Linked DNA regions of Homo sapiens: region 1 is linked to region 2. The links are chromatin contacts, found by Hi-C or POLR2A ChIA-PET in ENCODE. All regions are on one chromosome and are shown on one strand. Each heading gives the region's core, a stretch centred on a gene start or an enhancer-like site at or near the end of the contact. The rest is flanking DNA. Distances are from core to core; before and after follow the strand shown. Region 1 overlaps CPEB4 (cytoplasmic polyadenylation element binding protein 4). Region 2 overlaps LINC01942 (long intergenic non-protein coding RNA 1942).

Evidence for each region. A loop is a pair of places that touch in the nucleus more often than their neighbours do. ChIA-PET counts read pairs that join two places held with the same protein, here RNA polymerase II (POLR2A). Pooled maps may share reads with other maps.
Region 1: a pooled map shows a loop between it and region 2 (1.9-fold over the local background). The contact joins two enhancer-like sites. A Hi-C loop is called at or near these places in 1 of 37 single-sample maps with no recorded cell type and 3 of 50 pooled maps. POLR2A ChIA-PET finds 5 or more read pairs at or near these places in 4 of 52 experiments (H1, OCI-LY7, PC-9 and 1 more).

Annotation. Positions count from the first base shown.
Region 1 is chr5:173,949,916-173,957,052 of GRCh38, forward strand. It overlaps CPEB4 (cytoplasmic polyadenylation element binding protein 4), which reads left to right. Exons shown (of 10, transcript NM_030627.4): 7 at 45-163; 8 at 1,909-2,023; 9 at 3,176-3,357; 10 at 5,995-7,137. The coding sequence ends at 6,222. Among named protein-coding and RNA genes, the nearest start is that of C5orf47, 36 kb to the right of the region's middle. Within about 2 kb of position 5,281, at least 6 of the 41 ENCODE cell types and tissues checked have a DNase peak (open chromatin) inside an H3K27ac peak, as active enhancers do.
Region 2 is chr5:173,694,892-173,701,635 of GRCh38, forward strand. LINC01942 (long intergenic non-protein coding RNA 1942) reads left to right here. Exons shown (of 3, transcript NR_146727.1): 2 at 6,638-6,744. Among named protein-coding and RNA genes, the nearest start is that of LINC01942, 8.8 kb to the left of the region's middle. Within about 2 kb of position 3,465, at least 3 of the 41 ENCODE cell types and tissues checked have a DNase peak (open chromatin) inside an H3K27ac peak, as active enhancers do.

The DNA of each region.
Region 1 (7,137 bases), core at 4,031-6,530, 260 kb after region 2:
AAAAATAGGAAAACATGTAAGCCTTCTTTCCCCCTTTTTTCCAGGCTATGCATTCCTGCTGTTTCAAGATGAAAGCTCTGTGCAGGCTCTCATTGATGCATGCATTGAAGAAGATGGAAAACTCTACCTTTGTGTATCAAGTCCCACTATCAAGGATAAGCCAGTAAGTGTGGTTTAGCATAAAATAGCTTCTTGTTTTTGCCTCCATTCATCTGTTATATTTGAAAAACCCATAGACAACTTGATGTGTTTGGGGTACTTAATTGACATGTTTGTAAGCAGACTAAGTAGTCTTGTTGTGAAGTTCTTAACATTGACATTCTGTGTATTTGCACATCTCAATTTGACATCGAATTTTTGGTTAGTTGAAATATAATTGGTAAATCTTTATTTTTAAAAGATTTCACGGCTGGGCATGGTGGCTCACACCTGTAATCCCAGCACTTTGGGAGGCCGAAGCAGGTGGATCACATGAGGTCAGGAGTTCGAGACCAGCCTGGCCAACATGGTGAAATCCAGTCTTTACTGAAAATACAAAAATTAGCCAGGCATGGTGGCGCACATCTGTAGTCCCAGCTACTTGGGAGACTGAGGCAGGACAATCACCTGAACCCAGGAGGCGGAGGTTGCAGTGAGCAGAGATTGCACCATTGCACTCCAGCCTGGGTGAAAAGTGAGACTCTGTCTCAAAATAAAATAAAATAAAATAAAATAAAATAAAAAACCAGACTTCATTTGATAATGCATTTAATAAAATAGCAGAATCAACTCTGAATAACGGAACTCAAATCACAAATACTATGTGTACGTCTTTCTAGCGTTTTCCTCACTTTAATGAAGATTTTACCCAATATTATCCTTAACTTTATATATGGTACTCTCCAAAGTAGACTGAATCGTGTATATACATGTACAGGTACATTGCATACTGTTTTTTCTTTCTGGAAAAGTTTATCATAAAATTTAGTCTTTAGGAAGAGGAGCAACTGGCATGTTTTGATGACTCTGGCAAAGCAGCAGTTTATTATCACTCAGCCAGCACCCAGTGAATGATGATAGTGCAGAATGGAGTTGTCAGTGGGCCCAGCTTAAGCAAATAACATCTGTGGAGCTTCTCCTGAAGTCTTGTGGTTGTCTAGGTCAGAAACTTTCGAAGAGTTCCTGTGGTCTGGACTCTTTCTGCTTGACTTGTTTATGTTCCCTGCCAATCCCCATCCGTATTTGAATTTGGGACCTCTGACCTAGGACTCTGTTGGTGTGCATATTTGGGAATACACTGCTGTCAACCCATAGCCTTTGGTGTGGGCATTTGTGACAGTTAGAAAATGTGAACAGTTTTAAATGAGGTACATGATTCTTGATTGACTTATCTAATGGATACACTGAAGTATTTGTCATAAAAAAAAATCTATTGCAAATATCATCAGTATTTTTACTTTGAAAACCATTTTGAAATAATGCATCAGATTTGATAGTATCAGGAGTAGTTTGCATTTCCTAGACATACACTGATTGGACACACAATTCTTGTTTACTTAGTATTGTATATTGATTGGCATTGGATACCATGCTAAAAATTTAAATTATGTAGATATTGAGGCATTGGACAGACTAAAGGCCCAAATAAGCTGAAAAACAGTGAATTAACTTACAAATAATTGTGGACATGTTAAGTAATTTGGCTTATAATAGACAATCAAATTGAACTTTCCACCTTGGTTTAGTTTACTTCTAAAAATGAAACGATGGGTTGGGATACACTGTTTTTAAATCTTCTAGTTTCCCAGCTTTATTGACTTGTAATCATAGGATTATTGCTTTTAAAAATACTTTGTAATAATTGTTAACTTTTTTGCCCATGAATTGTCTGTATTGAGAATGAGACATTTTGGTTTGTACATTCCCTAGGTCCAGATTCGGCCTTGGAATCTCAGTGACAGTGACTTTGTGATGGATGGTTCACAGCCACTTGACCCACGAAAAACTATATTTGTTGGTGGTGTTCCTCGACCATTACGAGCTGGTATGATTAAACAAACGACAAACTCTCTACCCTATAGCGCAAGAAATATGAAGATCTTCAGGATAAATTTTTCCTAAGAATTGGAGTTAATATCCAAGAGTGAGAGTTCTAGAATCAAAATATCTGGGTTTGAATTCATGTGTTCTAATAGTTAAGTGACCTTGGACAAATTCCATGACTTTTCTAATTCCCAGTTTCCCCATCTGTCAAGTAGGGATGAAAAGCGTTTCATCCCTAGGATGAAATAACACCAGAAAAAGTATTTCCTAGTGTTATTTTGAGGGTTGAATTAGACGACCAGTGCAAAGTACTTAGTCTAGTGTTGCATAATGCTAATTATTACGCTCATCATTGTCTGAAAAGAAAAAAAGTCCTTCAAGAATAGATTCTGTATTGAGATTGTCAGTATTTGTTTCCCACATCCTCATTTGCTCAACAGCGACTGACTGAGCTCTGGGATATAATAGACTTCCCAGCAATGCATCAGATTTTTAGGGTAGTACTTACAGAACAAATTAAATTCCTAACTTCAAGTAATTTGAGGTTTAATAATATACATGAGATAAAAAGACATAACATGAACAGGAATGTAGCTGCACGATTTTAACACTTCATAAAGAAGAAAATGCAGTCATTATTTCAAGGTTTTTTTAAATGAAAAATTGGTGAACTGACTGTGGGGAAAGAGTTTTGATGGAAATAAGCCAGGAGGGCCCACAAAGAGTCTACCAGTTAGTTTTCTAGTGTTCAAGTAATTATTACATTAATCAATACATTATTAACTGGTAAATCTATGGCAGCAACATGGCACAGAGCAGGCAAACATGGGAGTACTATCACTTAATGACCTGTGACCTTGGACAGATGGATCACCCTTTCAGCACCTCAATTTCCTCAGGAAATTACTACCTACTTCATATAGTTGTGAGAAGAATAAAGAGAACATACTAGAAAACACCTAGCAACCCCTTGCCCACAATTAAAAGATTAAGGCTTAACACAATGGATGACTGGTTGTAGTAATGTTTCATTTTAATAATTATTATAATGATGTGAGCTCAGAGTACAGATGAATTGCTTTTGATGAAACGGTTGGTGAGCCAGATGAATTTTCCTGATTTTAAATATCCTCCTTGTTCCTTTCTTAATTAGTGGAGCTTGCGATGATAATGGATCGGCTATATGGAGGTGTGTGCTACGCTGGGATTGATACCGACCCTGAGCTAAAATACCCAAAAGGAGCTGGGAGAGTTGCGTTCTCTAATCAACAGAGTTACATAGCTGCTATCAGTGCCCGCTTTGTTCAGCTGCAGCATGGAGAGATAGATAAACGGGTAAGCCTTATACTACATTTTGGAAAATTCTAGAAATGGTCCTCTAAATGTGTGATTACCAATATTAGAACGGGAGCATTTTATGACAATAAAGTGACAGCTGACAATTTTGCCTATAGAGTTAATTATGGTCTATAATACATGAAATAATGTCCTATGAATTTCTTTTATCTTTCAGTTTTTTGAGTAGCCTAATCAGAACACTACAATTTACTTGAGTTAATTTAATCTTCTCTAACTTCCATTCAATCTCAATCCATCCGTCCATTCATTCACTTAGTTTGTAAGTCATTCAATAAATATTTACTGAATCCTTTGTTCTGTGTTATATCAAGTATACAAACAGGAATGCCCTTGAGGTTTCCTGCCCTTTTTTTTGTTTGTTTTTTAATCCTGGGACATAGGGAAGACCTCAGCAAGCCCTATTTCTCAATGAATTGTACTCACAGATTTCTTTTTTTTTTTTTTCTTTTTCCACAGCCGCCACCTCTCACCGATTTATTCCTTAGCTTGGTGTTTCATGTATTCAACAAACGTTTTAGTGCTTAGGGCAAGAAGTTCCTGTCCTCATGAGTTTATTTCCTAGCAGATAGAACTGTATCACTTGCCAGTACTACTCAGAGTGTGGCCTGTGGACTGACCTCCAGTCTGTAAACTTAGTTTGTAGTGAGATAGGAATTTAGACCAGAATGTGTAATCAACCACATTACTGGGCACAATGTTTGGTCCAGCTGGCGATTTTTTTTTCATAGAAAGCCTTTATTGATGAGGGAAGCAATATATTGATTTATATTTTGGGGTCACCTTTTTATTTCATGGCACACTGGCACTTTCATGCATGCTGACTTTGATATCCATCACTCTGAGGCATTGTGCTAAAATAGATTGATTTTATCGTGTTGTTCTCAATTCAAGATGTAAAAATCATCAAGTCAGTAGCAGTTTTTGCTTTTTATGTTTCATGTCATGTACAGTCTACTTCACTGGCAGTAAAAAAATTTAAGATAGTGGTGGTCATCCTACAAACTGTGAATCTATTAAAGAGAAAAGTATCTGTTCTATTCTAAGCATGGGGGAGGGACAAGATTAGTATGTTAACATGCCTACTTTGTTTGTTTGAGATGGAGTCTCTCTCCGTCACCCAGGCTGGAGTGCAGTGGTACAGTCTCAGCTCACTCCAACCTCTGCCTCCCGGGTTCAAGTGATTCTCCTGCCTTAGCCTCCCGAGTAGGTGGAATTACAGGCATATACCACCATGCCCAACAAATGTTTGTATTTTTAGTGGAGACAGGGTTTCACCGTGTTGGTCAGGCCAGTTTCAAACTCCTGACCTCAAGGGATCCACCTGCCTCACCCCCTCAAAGTGCTGGGATTACAGGCATGAGCCACCCACCATGCCTGGCCTACTTGGTTTTTTATGCACACTAAAAAATACCTACATCTCACTGCCTTATTCCAACATAAGTTTCAGAGCTGTGGGATTGGTCATTAGAAATTCAGACTGAATTTGTGTTCCTCTGCAATGAAATCCTTTGCCCAGTGTTCATGTCACTCTGTAGACATTATGGAGCAGCCTAGAGGCCAGAAGCCCAGTGCTCTCCTTATGCCTGCTCTTCCTGGGCTTCGTGACACTCTTCTTCTCCTTTTGTACTTTTATTTTTTTAGTTAAAAAATTTTTTTTAGAGGGAGGGTCTCACTCTGTCACCCAGGCTGGAGCACAGAATCACAATCATGACTCACTGCATGTTCTTCTCCTTTTGTTCATGGCTAATCTTGGTCAGGATTCCTTGTCAGAGCTGGGTGGCACCAGTGCTGGTGACAGCCTGCTGTAAGGGAGTTTCAGCCATGAATCTCTCCAGACTAAAAATAACCAGCTCTTTTCTAGCTGATGAATTAATAACCAGGTGACTGTTAATGCTTGAAAGGTTCACATGACAGGTTGGCCGATAGAACGCTGGAACAGGCCCAGTTTTAGAAATTCACCTCTGACTTTTAGACTCAGGTGAACCATTCTTACTGAGAAAGAACAAAGCAGGGTTTTAGACTGTGAATCCTATGGCTGCATCTTTTTTTTTTTTTTTAACAGAGTTCCAGGTTTGTGATTATAACCCAACATGTGTACACTATAAATAGAAACCACGAGCCAGGCTTTTTACGACAGCTCAGAATCTTGTGACGCAGTAGTCAGGCATCTTCACACCAACTTGAATATTGAAGTGCAGTTGTGTGGAACTTGGATCATCTTAGTTGATTTTGTTTAAATTATGATTCCACATATGACAAAAATCCAGATCCACTAATTAAAATGAGGGTTTATGTCTATGAATAATCTCCTGTGGGTTTAATCTCATAACATTCTAGTCTAAACAGTTGGCTTCACTTCATGATGTCTGCTCAAATCCTTTTTCCTTTAAAGGATGTTTATTTAATAAGAAAAAAATGTAAAATGATAGATAATAAAAGCCTTACTAGGTTCTTAAAAGATGAACTATCCATATTTCAGTAAATGAATAATTAGTCCTTCCTCTTTGGGCACCTTGGAACAGATTCATTCAGATAGTGGGTGGAAATGTACATGTATGGTAAGCATTGCTGGCCTAGTCACTGAAAAATGTAAACTCTTATTTTTGATTGCAGGTGGAAGTTAAGCCATATGTCTTGGATGATCAGCTGTGTGATGAATGTCAGGGGGCCCGTTGTGGGGGGAAATTTGCTCCATTTTTCTGTGCTAATGTTACCTGTCTGCAGTATTACTGTGAATATTGCTGGGCTGCTATCCATTCTCGTGCTGGCAGGGAATTCCACAAGCCCCTGGTGAAGGAAGGCGGTGACCGCCCTCGGCATATTTCATTCCGCTGGAACTAAAGGATAACTGCAGTGCTCATTTTCAGGCCTCAGAATAAGTGCACTCTTCTGTTCATTCTGACCCCTTCCTCAACCTCTTCACGCTGGCATGTCCTTTTGTAGCAGTCTGTAACTTAACTATAGTATAATGAAAAGAATGACCTATAATATAGGTGTTTTGTAGATTCTTGTGTCACTGCAAACAATATGAACTCCTTTTTCGTATTGCCATCGGGTTGCATGGAAGTTTTATTCTCTTGTTTTGCTGGAAACCAAGAGGATCCAAACTTCCTGCAACATTTTCTTAGAGGAGAGAGAGAAATATTAAAAGAGAAATGAAACAATAGAGTATTTTGGGTTTTTAATTAAATTATTGTTAATAATATAACATATAAGAATACTTTTATTAAAATAACCATGCAACAATAACACTATCGGTCTATCTGACAGTTTTTCCCCCAGGGAAGTGCTTTTGCCTTTTCCTTTCTTTTTTTTTTTTTTTTCATCTTTTTTGTCTCTCTCTTTTTTCCATCCCTTTTTAATTTTTTTAACAGCAATGGAGGAAGTTAACAATTTTTAATGGAAAGAGCATGTTAGAGCAAACAAATGCATAAGCAAGACTGAGCAGCATTATAATTAATTTTCAGGGTTTTGAGGCTGAACATAATTTCATTATCCCTCAAAAAGTTACCACCACATCAGAAAAAATAAAAAAAAAATAGTAAAGTAGGCAGAGCTAGGTTTATTTTCTCTTAAACAATTTTTAAAATTCAGAATGTAAAAATTGGGTAAATTTACTACTGAGGGGAGTGCACTTATTTATTTAACTTACTTATCTGGTCAAAGCCCCAGGAAACCTACCAAAGCTAGAATTAATGACAACTGGTGGGAAACCTAGCATTTCCTCTCCTGAAGAATAAATGTATAAATGTTATT
Region 2 (6,744 bases), core at 2,215-4,714:
GTTTAACAAACATCAACAAGCAAATAAAAATAAATAAATACATAGGTAAATGTAATGGTCTTGTAATGGTTTGCGGCTGCATTTGCCTTCACTAAATGTCCTATCTGTTGTACATATAAATTGGTTGGAAGGCCCCATAGGGTAGGAGGCTCTCATTTATTGAGTGCTTAATATATGCCTGGCCTCACGCTTTCACCGGATGTCTCACTGAATCTCTATATCATTCCCATTTTTTTTGCACAAATTAAAGCACCAAGACTCGAGTGCATTGAGTGGCTCGTACAGGACCACACTGATAAGGAATAGAGCCAGGATTCAACCTGGGCTGGCCTGGTCTGAACCCAAGCTCATCCTTTGGATCTAAACCTTTGGTTCTCAAGCCTGGCTCCACACTGAAAGTCCCTGGGGAGGCTAACATAATCCTCCACCACTGCCACCCCAGGGGGTCTGAAGTAGCTGGCCAGGGATGTGGCCCCCGCACTGGGTTTTCCAAACCTTCCCAGGCGACTCAAATTTGCAGTCAGGGTGAAAGGGCCCTGCTTTAACCCCATTTCACAAGTTGTTGTACTGCTTCCTCGCTCAGAAAGCCAGGGAGCTGTTAAGAGCTGACGTTTCCTTCCTGATTTCTACTTTACTAATCCCAGGTTTCCACCTGTGAGGTAGGGAAGGGAAATATACCTGCGATCCCTTAAAAATGTTTTTAAAAAGACGGGATCGATGGAGTGTGAACTGTGACCTGGACTCTGTGCTAATTGGGCTCCCTGAATGGTTTTTAACTTCATTCTTACAACAATTCCTCATTTACAGAGGAGGAAACTGAGGCCCGGAGGGGTGGAGTCATTTGCACTGGTTGCAGAGTTGGTGGCAGCAGGATTCAGACTCAGGGTCTCATCTTCCCTCTGATATTGGTAACCTCTCAGCCCGCTGTGTGCTCACCAACACACACATCTGCCTGCGCATGTTCAATTTCTGTCTATTGAGGTTGTGACGTGGGCCTGAGAGGTGTCAGGGATGTGAGTGTGTGAAGGGTGAGGGCTGGGGGTCTCCACACCAGCCTCCAGGGCCCCAGGGCAGAGTGTGCTCAGCTGGACTGAGAAGGGGCAGGAGCTGGATGGGGCCACTGTCCATCCCTAAGACCGGGCTCCTCTCTCAGCAGGGTCGCCTCTGCCATCCCTCTGGGCCTATGCAGGTTTGGCTGCGTCAGGTGACCAGGTGTGTGGTGGGGGGGAGGATGTGGAAGAACAGAGCAACTCCAAACTCCTTTGCCATCACTAAAGGGCCCTTCCTGCCTTTAGTTTTAGACCGTTGTATTCAATGTGAAGGTTGTTGCTTATAACAGGATAACGGTCATTTAAAATGTTAAAAGTAAGCATATTACCATTTGTTGAGAGTTTGCTACATGTAGGAAGCAAGAATGAGCAAGTGGTAAGAGTCAACACTGTCTTTCCATCCTCATAACATGCCAGGGAGGACGGTAAAATTATGCCCATTATCCTGATGAGGAAAACTGAGGCCCGCAACTCACATTACTTTCTTCAGATAATTGCACAGCTAGGAAATGGCAGGGCTGTGATTTTTACCTGTGCTATTAAACATTTGCCAACTCTGCTGCAAAAGGGAGACTGCTTTTTCATCTGGCCTTGACTCTTCAGCCAGCCACCTTCCTGCCTATGCCTCCCAGCTTTGGAGAAATTATAGGTGTAGCCTGTGCTTTGGGTTTTGTGCAAGGGCTCGCAAAAGTATGCTTGCTGGTCTCACACCCTGAATCATAGTTTAGCATTTAAAGTTGGAAACAATCTCTGTGGTCATCTAAATTTAATCTTTTTGCTGGCAGTTAGGGAAACTAAAGCTCAGGAAGGAAAAGTTCTGGACTGGGGCTTGAACCCTGGTCTCTAGACTTTGCATCCAGTTCTTCATCTATTAGAAGCCTCCTAGGTTCATTCATTCATTCAATTATTCACTCATTCATTTGTTCAGTCCCTTGAGCAGCATTTCAGTGAGTTTGCCTATATCATTTCACTTGATTCTCAAAAAATAAAAACTCATGAGATCAGTTACATTGTAGCTGATGAGACAAAGATGCAGATGAGGAGACTGAGTTTCAGAGAGGTGAAGCAAGTGGTCCAAGATCCCAGCAGGCAAGTAGCAGAGGTAGAATTTGAAGCCAGGTCTTTGGAGAAAAGGGAGGCAGCTGGGGAGTCGGATGAGGCAACCAGTTGGAGCTGGGTAGTCAGGGCAGCCTTGGCCTTTGGTGAGCTTCGCCTCCATTTTGGGAGTGAGGGGTGAAGGAAGTCACAGGGCTAGAGTTGCAGGTAGGGGTTGAGCTGGGCTGGTGGGTGAAGGGAGGCCATGGAAACAGATATCCCTGATGTAGGACCATGAGAGGGTCGCGGGATGGCCTTCCTGAGATGCCTCCAGGCAAGAATCTGAGGAGACCACACTGAGCACTGCCATCTATGGAACCATACCAGGGCCCCATGGCTGGGCTCAGCACCTCCTAGGAGTGGCACCAGGTCTGCATTCATTGGGTAGGACTAGGGAGGGGCTCAGAGAGGAGGACAGGTGCAGTGACCTGGTGGTTCACATCCAGTCACTCCTACCTATTCCGAAGTGTTGAATTCACAGCATCGAAGGGCTTATAGCTTATCCAGATTATTGGGACCAGCATTTCCCAAAGTGTGTGTGTAGGGGGGGCAATAGATGGGGGTGATTACTTGGGGTCTGCGAGGACAGGGAGATGGTGCATAAGCCTGGTTCTAAATAACATGTTAAGCAGTGAGGATTGCAGTCCCTCTTCAGTTCTCCTTCAAGCCTGTGATCACGCAGGGAGAAGGGTCTCACCTGGGTGCTGGCGTTTCTTTAACACGTCCCCTAACACTTGCCAGTCTCCTTTCACCCACCCTCCAAGTGTTTAGGAAGGACCAGCCTCTAACTAAAGCCTGTAACCTTCCTCATTCAGTTTTCATTTTACTTCTACTGTTACCTTCTATCAGTGGCAAATGGTCCCAGCTCATTAATGACAGTAACATTATAAAGACCTCCTTTAGGTTAGTGATTTAGGTTTTAAGAGGTTGCTGTTTGGGAGACAAGTATTAAGTCATGAATGCTGCAGGCTTCCTAGGCTGTGGCAATGTTGTGGAATAGAAGGAAAGTCAGTGCAGGTGGGAGGCATTGAGCCTGCTGGCCCTCCACTCTGCAAATGGAGTGTAGAGACAGGGCGGGGTTTGCCCCGAAACGTGCAGGAAGCCAGTCCTCCAGGCTGCCAGCGGACACCTCCCCTACTACCTTTTTCTTCCTGAGGACCTGCAATGCCTCCCTCTGCACCCTCTGTCATTTACACACCTGGAAATGTGTCCTCTTTATCCCAGCCTCTTCAGACATTGCTGCAAGTTCTGATCTTGCCTCATACTTGAGAAGCCCTCAGTCTTTCGGCAGATGGCCTGCTGGCGTGTAAGCAGGAAGGTAAACGCCCCCAGTTTCCATCCCTCACAGCAGGCACCTGTCTGCCCTCTCACGGGACTCCCACTTCCTGGCCAGGCTGCTATGGAAATTCCACTCAGTGTCCAGAACTCACCTGTAGCCTCACTTTCTCTAGTACCATTTCCTGGGGCCCCAGGGTGAAGGCACCCCCGCTTTGCTCTCAGCCCCCTGCGACTCCCACAGCACTTCCCACAGGATAGCGTGACTATCTGGTTATGGGTCCATCACCCCATTTTATTGTGCACACCTTGAGGCAAGTACAGGGCCTTCCTTAATTTGACATTCCCAGGACCTGGGCCTGACCCGTGGAAGGTCCATGGTGAAGACTGTTGAACAGTAATAATAGTTGTAACAATTGCCATTCACTGAATACTCCTTGCATTAGACACTGCGTGATGGACTTTATTTATATTATTTTATTGAATCCTCATAGCAGCCTCAATAATTAAGATCAAACACTATCCCCATTTTTATGAATGAGGACACTGAGCTCAGAGATGTTTAGTATCTTGCTCAAGGACACTCAGTAAAATACAGAACTGAGGCTTGAAACAAAGCAGCTCTGGAGCCAGTGTTCTCAGGAAGCTAGGGGAGGTGCATGGGGCGGCCACACACACACACACACACACACACACACACACACACACGCGCGTGCGCGCGTGCTCATACACCCATACTGAGACTGGAGTGATGAATGCACAGGTGTCTTCCCTGCCTCTCCTCCCCCTCTGTTTGCTGTTTGCTCCCACAGCCTCTGTACCTTCCGGGCCCCTGGCTGTGGCTGCCTGTGGGTGCTGCCGCCCTCGCCCTGCAGGCTGGCCTGGCTGCCCACCGGGAGCCCATTAGTCAAGTCATCCTAGGCAGAATTATGCCTTCACCGAAATGATATCCAGGCCCAGCGGCTGGGCTTGTGTGCAAATTTGTGCTGATTTGATTAGTTTGTTTAGTCATCGCTGCTGATGAGAGCGGGCCACGGCCACCAAATGACATTCTGCTGCCTGCAACTCTGTAATCGCTTTTGGAAGGGATATTATGTTAATATCTCACACGAGAGTCTCCGATCATGCAGGACGATGGGCGGCCAGGCCTGGGCCATATGGTGCATCCGAGGCCCTCCTTTGTAATCCTGGGTAATTGAAATCCTCTGCCTTATTCAAACTTGGAAAGCCCACCATATGATGGGTAGCAGAGGGCCCTTTGGCAATTTACTTGCCAGTCCTTTTGGGGACTTTCTTTGGGGTATGATGGCAGTATGAGCGGAGATTTATGCCAGAGAAACTTGACCATTTTTAGAAACAAAAATCTCTGGCGCTGGGCGCTGTCGCTCATGCCTGTAATCCCAGTACTTTGGGAGGCCGAGGCAGGCGGATCACGAAGTCAGGAGTCGAGACCATCCTGGCTAACACGGTGAAACCACGTCTCTACTAAAAATACAAACAAAATTAGCGGGGCGTAGTGGCGGGTGCCTGTAGTCCCAGCTACTCGGGAGGCTGAGGCAGGAGAATGGCGTGAACCTGGAAGGCGGAGCTTGCAGTGAGCCGAGATTGCTCCACTGCACTCCAGCCTGGGTGACAGAGCAAGACCTTGTCTCAAAAAAAAAAAAAAAAAAAAAAAGAAACAAAAACCTCTGGCACCTGATGGTTTAAGAAGAAAACAATAACCACAACAGCAATAATAGTAACTTCTAGTTAGCAAGCAGTTCTAATGTTCCAGGCGCCCAGATCAGGGCTTTACATAAGCTGAGGTGCTTTAGGGCAATCTGTCAGTCAAGTATTACTCCCATTTGGAGGATGAGAAAGCTGAGCCTCAGAGAGACCAACCAGCTTGCCTGAGGCCACTGGCGAAAAGTGGAGATAACAGGACTTCTCCCTTGTTTGTCTGACCACAAGCCTTGCTATAGTCAGACTCAGCTTGCAGGGTTTTTGAGAATATCAACAACCCCCAGACAGCTACCACTTAATGCAGTGCTTGGCAAGCTTCAGCAAGTGTCAGAAATCCCTGGTGGTCTCATTAAGGCATAAATTGCTGGGTCCCACCCCCAGAGTTACTGATTCAGCAGGTCTGAGGTGGGACCCAGGAATTTGCATTTCTAACAAGTTCCCAAGTGATGCTGGTGCTGCTGGTCCCGGGATCACACTTTGAAGACCACCAGCCTAGCCGATCCTTACTGTAAGTCCAGTACTGCCCAAATAGGAGAGGTAGGTATCCTCACTTTCATCTTTTTTTTTTTTTTTTGACAGAGTCTCGCTCTGTCGCCCATGCTGGAGTGCAGTGGCGCGATCCTGGCTCACTGCAAGCTCTGCCTCCCAGGTTCACGCCATTCTCCTGCTTCAGCCTCCCGAGTAGCTGGGACTACAGGCACCTGCCACCACGCCTGGCTAATTTTTTTGTATTTTTAGTAGAGACGGGGTTTCACCGTGTTAGCCAGGATGGTCTCGATCTCCTGACCTCGTGATCCGCCCGCCTCGGCCTCCCGAAGTGTTGGGATTACAGGCGTGAGCCACCGCGCCCGGCCTTTCACTTTCATTTTTCTGATGAGGAAATGGAAGCTTGGATAGGTGAATTTGCTTTCCTAGTGTCTTTTACCTAGGACATAGGATGTGAAAGGAGGTGACTGTGTCCACAGCCAGAAAGTTTGTAAAACTAGAACTCAGCCCAGGTTTCCTGATTTACCATCCAAAGAGGTGGCCTCGGGGAGGTGGTGTTACATTTTAATTTTGCCTCTGCCAGAAAACTGGAGGGTGTGTCAATGCTCGTTCCTAACGGCTTGCCTCATGGTCCCGGGAGGTCGCTCACATTCTCCTGCAGGACTTGGTGTGGCCGGCATGGCTTGGGCCATGGTGGGCTCCTGTTGTGTGGACTTGCAGGGCAGGCCAGGTCTCGCTGTGAAGCTACCCTGTGCTTGCAGGCAAGGACACCAAGCTGGGATAGAACCCTGGGCAGGTGAAGAGCTGGGAGGTTTGGGGCCGAGTGCATGGGCTTTGCTCAGTTCCGCTGTCCAGGATACTGCATGCTCTGCAAGGAGGCAGGTGACTGCTAATTAGAGGTCCCCGTTCCTTACCTAATGGTCAAGGTCTGCCCAGGCTGGCCAGAGAGATAATCATTGTTCAACCTCCCTTTATTCCCCTCCCCTCCTTGCCCTCCACTTCCCAACCAGGTGAAAGAAAAAGAGACTTGGTAATTCACTGAGCATCACCCAAGACCGGGCGCAGACCTACACCCTGGCGTATAAAAGACGTAGTACTCACGTCATTCCTGTTTCAC